Regions from separate parts of the Homo sapiens genome. Here region 1 is linked to region 2. Evidence: read pairs that join two places in POLR2A ChIA-PET (ENCODE). Cell type or tissue: OCI-LY7. All regions are shown on one strand. Links, peaks and the distances in the headings refer to the core of each region. The heading gives the core; the rest is flanking DNA.

The links. ChIA-PET counts read pairs that join two places held together with the same protein. Peaks named below come from ENCODE experiments on the same cell type or tissue, not always from the same donor. Only the 100,000 strongest peaks of a DNase experiment are listed, where the experiment ranks them.
Region 1: POLR2A ChIA-PET joins it to region 2 with 5 read pairs; 1 of 35 experiments calls an interaction of 5 or more read pairs at or near these places.

What each region holds. Positions count from the first base shown.
Region 1 is chr12:123,064,286-123,067,189 of GRCh38, forward strand. The region is part of intron 2 of PITPNM2 (phosphatidylinositol transfer protein membrane associated 2); the gene reads right to left. Among named protein-coding and RNA genes, the nearest start is that of PITPNM2-AS1, 16 kb to the right of the region's middle. RefSeq lists enhancers at 536-1,398, 1,557-2,058. In OCI-LY7, for the core only: no CTCF peak of the experiment used is centred there; a DNase peak (open chromatin) is centred at 1,606.
Region 2 is chr12:121,403,653-121,406,556 of GRCh38, forward strand. All of the region lies in intron 1 of RNF34 (ring finger protein 34), which reads left to right. Among named protein-coding and RNA genes, the nearest start is that of RNF34, 5.0 kb to the left of the region's middle. In OCI-LY7, for the core only: no CTCF peak of the experiment used is centred there; a DNase peak (open chromatin) is centred at 1,279.

The DNA.
Region 1 (2,904 bases), core at 147-2,646, 1.7 Mb after region 2:
GGCAAGTCAGTAGCAGGGAAGGGATGAGAACTCCTCATTCTGGGCCCAGGGTGACACCAAACCGATCCCAACCAGCACCCCAAGGCCTGCAGCCCACAGGAGGCTCTCAGCCACCACGGGGCACAGGTATGTGCAGGAGCATCAAGACCTGGGCTGGGGGTGGCACAGGGCAGGGGAGCTGAGGGGAGTAGGGAACCAAGACATCTTTCAACTGGCCCAAGCCCATCGCGCACAGTCTGGCTCCTCTATCTTTGGCGGGGAGCCTGGGGCTATTTCGGGAAGCTCTGCGCACAGCCCGCCACTTCCCTGCCAGGCTGACTGGGTCAAAAACAAAACGAGCCCAGCAACACCCCTGTGTCAACAGGGTGGGAAGTGAGGAGGCACTGAACAGCCCCAAATACAACAGCAGGAACAGGAGAAAATCAGGGAAGGTTGTGGGGGTAAGCACATCACCCTCACCCTGCAAAAAAAAGCTAGTGGGAAACAAACAACACAATGAATCAGATGCAGCAGGACACAGGGAGTGACTAGCTCTGGGGCCAGACCACGTTCACATTCAAGCCTTGTCTTTGAGCAAGTCCTTTACCTGCTCCAGGCCTCAGTGTACCCATTTGTGGACCACCACCCACCTTGGAGGGTTGAGTGGGATTAAATGAGGTGACAGTGAGGCACTGGGCACCTGAGATGTCCTCAGCCTGGGCCTGCCATGCCCTGCTCACCCTTCAGAGCCTTGCTCAGAGTCTCCCATTGGGACAGCTGAGCTACAGCCCCCATTCTGCAGGCACTTGCCACCCACAGCCGCTGGAGGCCCCTGGACGGCTGCACAAGGCCCTGTCCATCCTTGTGCAACTGCAGTGCTGAGCCTGGAGCAGCTGCCTCATCGGTCTGTGAGGTCAAGCTCAAGGGGCCACCCAGAAGGCTTTCCGAGAGCATCCAAAAAACCAGAAGAAAGGGTGAAGAGGTCCCCGATGGCATCCAGGGTTCCCCCATAGCCCTCCAGTCACTGTCATGGGGCAGGCAGCAGGACTCAGCTCATCTCTAGCTGCTGCTTTGCAGGGGCAGCATGAGAGCCACCTGGTGCCAGGGACAGCGCACAGGGCTCTGCCCAGAGCAGGTGCACAGCAGACACTGGAGACGGAGTCAATGGGGAACCAACGGGGCTGGCAGGAGAGGCAGGAGGATGCAAGACAGGAACAACCATTTATGGGGCATTTCCAAGGCACCAGGCTCTGTGGGAGCAGCTGACACACCTTGTCCCAGCAGATTATGTCTTTTTGACAGGTAAAAGCAAGGGGCCCAGAAAAGGGAAAGGATTTTGGCAAGTTGGTGTGAGACTTGCAGGAGGCCAGCAAGCTCAGAAGGGCTGTTCATTTTAAATGATTAATTGTATGTAAAGCCTGTGGGTGTGAGGATGAGGAGGCAGCTCCCCAACAGGCACCCTGGGCTGGCCTGGGAGCCTTAGGGGACATCATCCCCAAGGTGGTCTGTTGGTTCTCTCACAGCAGGAGGATGGGAAGGAATGGATGGTGGTCAGGCAGCCACAGGGGCACTGGTACTGGCAACACTCAGCACTTCCTGCATTCAGGGGCACCCTCTGTCATCCTGGACAGCAGAGACTTCTAGAAGTCAGATGCAGGAAGTGCTTCCCAGAGCAAGATTGTCTTTCATTAACTGCTGGAGACGTGGGGCAGAGACTCACCCAAGGTCTGCAGCAGGCCTAAGCCTTGTCCCTTGTTGTATCCAGCCCTGTATGCGTTTGTGTGCGTGTGTGTAGACAAATGTCACCTTCACAGCTGAGGTGTCAGTGTGTCTCATCTGCGATGGGCCAGGGGAAGGAGATGAAAGCTCTTGCAGGTGCCATGTGTTGAAATGGCCACTCCACCATGTGCCCAGTGATGTATCCGAGAGGAGCTCAGGGAGCCAGGGCTGGATGCAGGCAGACAGCCTGGCCAGGAAGGAGGCCAAGTGTCAAGATCGAGCAAGGGGAGGGCCTGACGAGGGGTAGAGAAGACCAAGCTGGGAAACACACGGAGTGGGCTGGTGCAGGCAGGGGCAGAGGGTGAGGGGCCGTCACTGTAGATGCCCTGAAGACTGAGCATTGTGGGTACTCCCCACAACCCACAAACTCATGAGCCAGCCAGGAGCAAGAGCAGGGGTCTGGCTATGTATGCCACCATCATCTCCACTGCCTTTGTGGAGTGAGTCCGTGACCTCACCCCACAGCTGTTGGGGGTGGGGGCATGAACCTCTGAGACAAGCACAGACTGAGAGCTGGGAGACAGACAGACTCCTCTCTGCAATGCCCATCCTGTGAGAGGGGCTTAACCACCCCCTGGGATGGGCTACAAGGTACTGCTATTAGAGAAAGTTCCTATACTGAACAGTTTGCCCCACTGGGACTCAACCTGGGGTCTTGATTGACTTTTTGGAGCCACATGCAGCCTTTCTCCTCCAGGACACCTTAAAATACGTGTCTGACTAGTACACCCTCTCCACAGTGGCTGCCTACTGGACCCCCTCGGCTGCTCTGGGCTCTCTGATTCTACTCGTGGAGGCAAAGTCGCCCTTGCTGATGACAGGGCCTGAGGCTGCTAAAAGCCCTGGGTGTGTTTCCTGGGACCCGCTGCCAGGCCACACTCCCCGGCCAGTGCAGTAGGTTTGCCCTTTATCTGGTGACATTCTGCCTGCTGGGTGCAAGGGGTTGAATAGTGCAGCCCCCTCCCCAAATTCACATCTAACTAGAGCCTCAGAATGTGACCTTATTTGGAAATAGGGTATTTGTGGATATGATTAGTGAAGGATTTCTAGATGAAATCATACTGGATTGAGGATGGGCTCAAAACCCAATGACTGGTGTTCTTATAAGAAGAGGAGAGAGTCTACAGCCATGGCCATGCATGGTGG
Region 2 (2,904 bases), core at 267-2,766:
TCTGAGGAAGCTTTCATTGATGGAAGAACAGTATCGCTCCTTGGTCCTTGTAGATTCATGTAGCATCTGAGACAATTATTTTTGAATTTAAAACTTCTAGGTTCATCCTTAAAATAACTGTGTAAATAATATATTTAACTTAGAGTTATGGCAAGCAAGGTAGACGCTTATGAGAAGAGTCTATGGGTTTATTATTACATTGCTATTTACCTAGTTTAATAAAAAGTGAATGACTGTGTAGTAACATATTAGAGTTTTGGCAAGCAAGATAGACTCTTACGAGAAGAGTCTATGGCATTATTATTACCTTGCTATTTACCTAGTTTAATAAAAAGTGAATGACTTAGATCATTTAGTTTTCTGTTTCTTTTTTTTTTTTTTGAGATGGAATCTCACTCTGTCGCCAGGCTGGAGTGCAGTGGCACGATCTCAGCTCACTGCAACCTCTGCCTCTCGGGTTCAAACAGTTCTCCTGCCTCAGCTTCCCAAGTAGCTGCCATGCCCGGCTAATTTTTTTTTTTTTTCTTCGTATTTAGTAGAGACGGAGTTTCACAATGTTGCCCAGGCTGGTCCCAAACTCCTGAGCTCAGGCAGTCCACTTGCCTTGGCCTCCCAAACTGCTAGGATTACAGGCTTGAGCCATGGCACCTGGCCTAGTTGTCTGTTTTCATACTCATAAACTTTCTTTTCCCACTCTCCCCCTATACTTCTCTTGTGTCTGGCTGTCATTTAATCTTTTTTTTTTTTTTTTTTTTTTTTTGAGATGGAGTCTCTCTTTGTTGCCCAGGCTGGAGTGCGGTGGCACCATCTCAGCTTACTGCAGTCTCCGCCTCAAGTGATTCTCCTGCCTCAGCCTCCTGTGTAGCTGGGACTACAGTTGTGCACCACCACACCCAGCTAATTTTTTTTGGTATTTTTAGTAGAGACCGGGTTTCACCATCTTGGCTAGGCTGGTCTTGAACTCCTGACCTCAAGTGATTCTGGCCTCCTAAAGTGCTGGGATTAGAGGTGTGAGCTACTGCGCCCAGCCTGTCATTTAATCTTCATGGAAACTACCATAGCTTTTCTGATTCTTCGTTCTAGTCTGGCTGGTTGATAATATATTTAATGGAATCATTAAAAGTTTAGGGTTGAAAATTTGTGGTAAATTTGTGAATTCTTTAAATTGAGCATTTTGAAGTATTTTCTCCCCACAGGGATTCTGAAAACATATTAGATTATACACACACAGAAGCAAAGACAGCTGAACCTTGAGGCCATTTGAAAATCCTGGCACTGTGCCAGAAAGAGAGCTGGGCTGCTGCTCTTGCAAAGAAACAGAACACCTTTCCTCTTGCTTTTGTTGACTGTAATGATGTTTCATGGGCTTATATTGTTTGACTCTGACTGAGGAACCTGAGAGAGTCCTTATAACCTTATTGGCTGGAAACTGTCATTCCTACTCTTACGCAGATTATTTAGGTTTGTATTCTTTCCCCTCCCATTTGCTTCCTCTCCTTTGCTCCTACAGAGGGGAGGGGGCTTCTAATTCATTTTTGGGGAGGGAACAGTATGGGAGAAACACTGTCAGTCTCTGCTATGGGAGGAAAAAGAGGGACTTGAATATTGAGGAGTTTCAGTGAAGGAACTGACATGCTTGGCTCAGTACTTTCTGGGACCTTCTCACATTTGTCTTCCTGTAGTGAAGATGGAGTTCTGGTCTCCACTCAACTAGCTGGTAAGCTGCTCTTGGTCAGCTGTATATTATCCAGACTTGGCTACAGAGCTAAGGTTCTGTTCTCCAGTTGATGCTATCAGTAAAAACAAACATTTTAATTTCCATTTGTCTTCTTGCTTTTTTTTTCTTTTTGAGACAGGGTCTTGCTCTGTCACCTAGGCTGGAGTGCAGTGGTGCAATCTCTGCTTACCGCAACCTCCGTCTCCCAGGTTCAAGCAGTTCTCCTGCCTCACCCTTCTGAGTAGCTAGGATTACAGGCATCCACCACCATACCTGGCTAATTTTTGTATTTTTAGTAGAGACGGGGTTTCACCATGTTGACCAGGCTGGTCTGGAACTCCTGACCTCAGATGATCCTCCTGCCTCGGCCTCCCAAAGTGCTGGGATCACAGGCGTGAGCCACCGTGTCCGGCCTCTGTCTTATTTCTTTTTTTTTTTTCTTGAGACGGAGTCTTGCTCTGTTGCCCAGGCTGGAGTGCAGTGGTGCAATCTCGGCTCACTGCAAGCTCTGCCTCCCAGGTTCACGCCATTCTCCTGCCTCAGCCTCCTGAGTAGCTGGGACTACAAGTGCCTGCTACCACGTCCAGCTAATTTTTTGTATTTTTAGTAGAGACGGGGTTTCACCATGTTAGCCAGGATGGTCTCGATCTCCTGACCTTGTGATCTGCCTGCCTCGGCCTCCCAAAGTGCTGGGATTACATGAGCCACCGTGCCCGGCCTGTCTTATTTCTTAATTAGCTCCAAATTGGATGTGGAAAAAAGGTACTGTTACTGGCTCCCTAAAATCTTGGTGCACTGTCTTTGAAGAAAAGAGGAGAACTGGCATTGGATACCAGAATGACATGAGGATATCTAGGTGTCTGAGGCAGTCCAGGCAGGTTTTAGAATTTGATTTCTTATTATGGAATGTGTAAGTTGTTGTTGTTGTTGTTGTTTGAGACAGACTCTTGCTGTGTCGCCCAGGCTGGAGTGCAGTGGCGTGATCTCAGCTCACTGCAGCCTCCGCCTCCCATTTCAAGTGATTCTTGTGCCTCAACCTCCCCAGTGGCTGGGACTACAGGCACTTGCCACCACGCCTGACTAATTTTTTGTATTTCAGTAGAGATGGCGTTTCACCACGTTGCCCACGCTGGTCTCGAACTCCTGAGCTCAAGCAATCCGCCCACTTCAGCCTCCCAAAGTGCTAG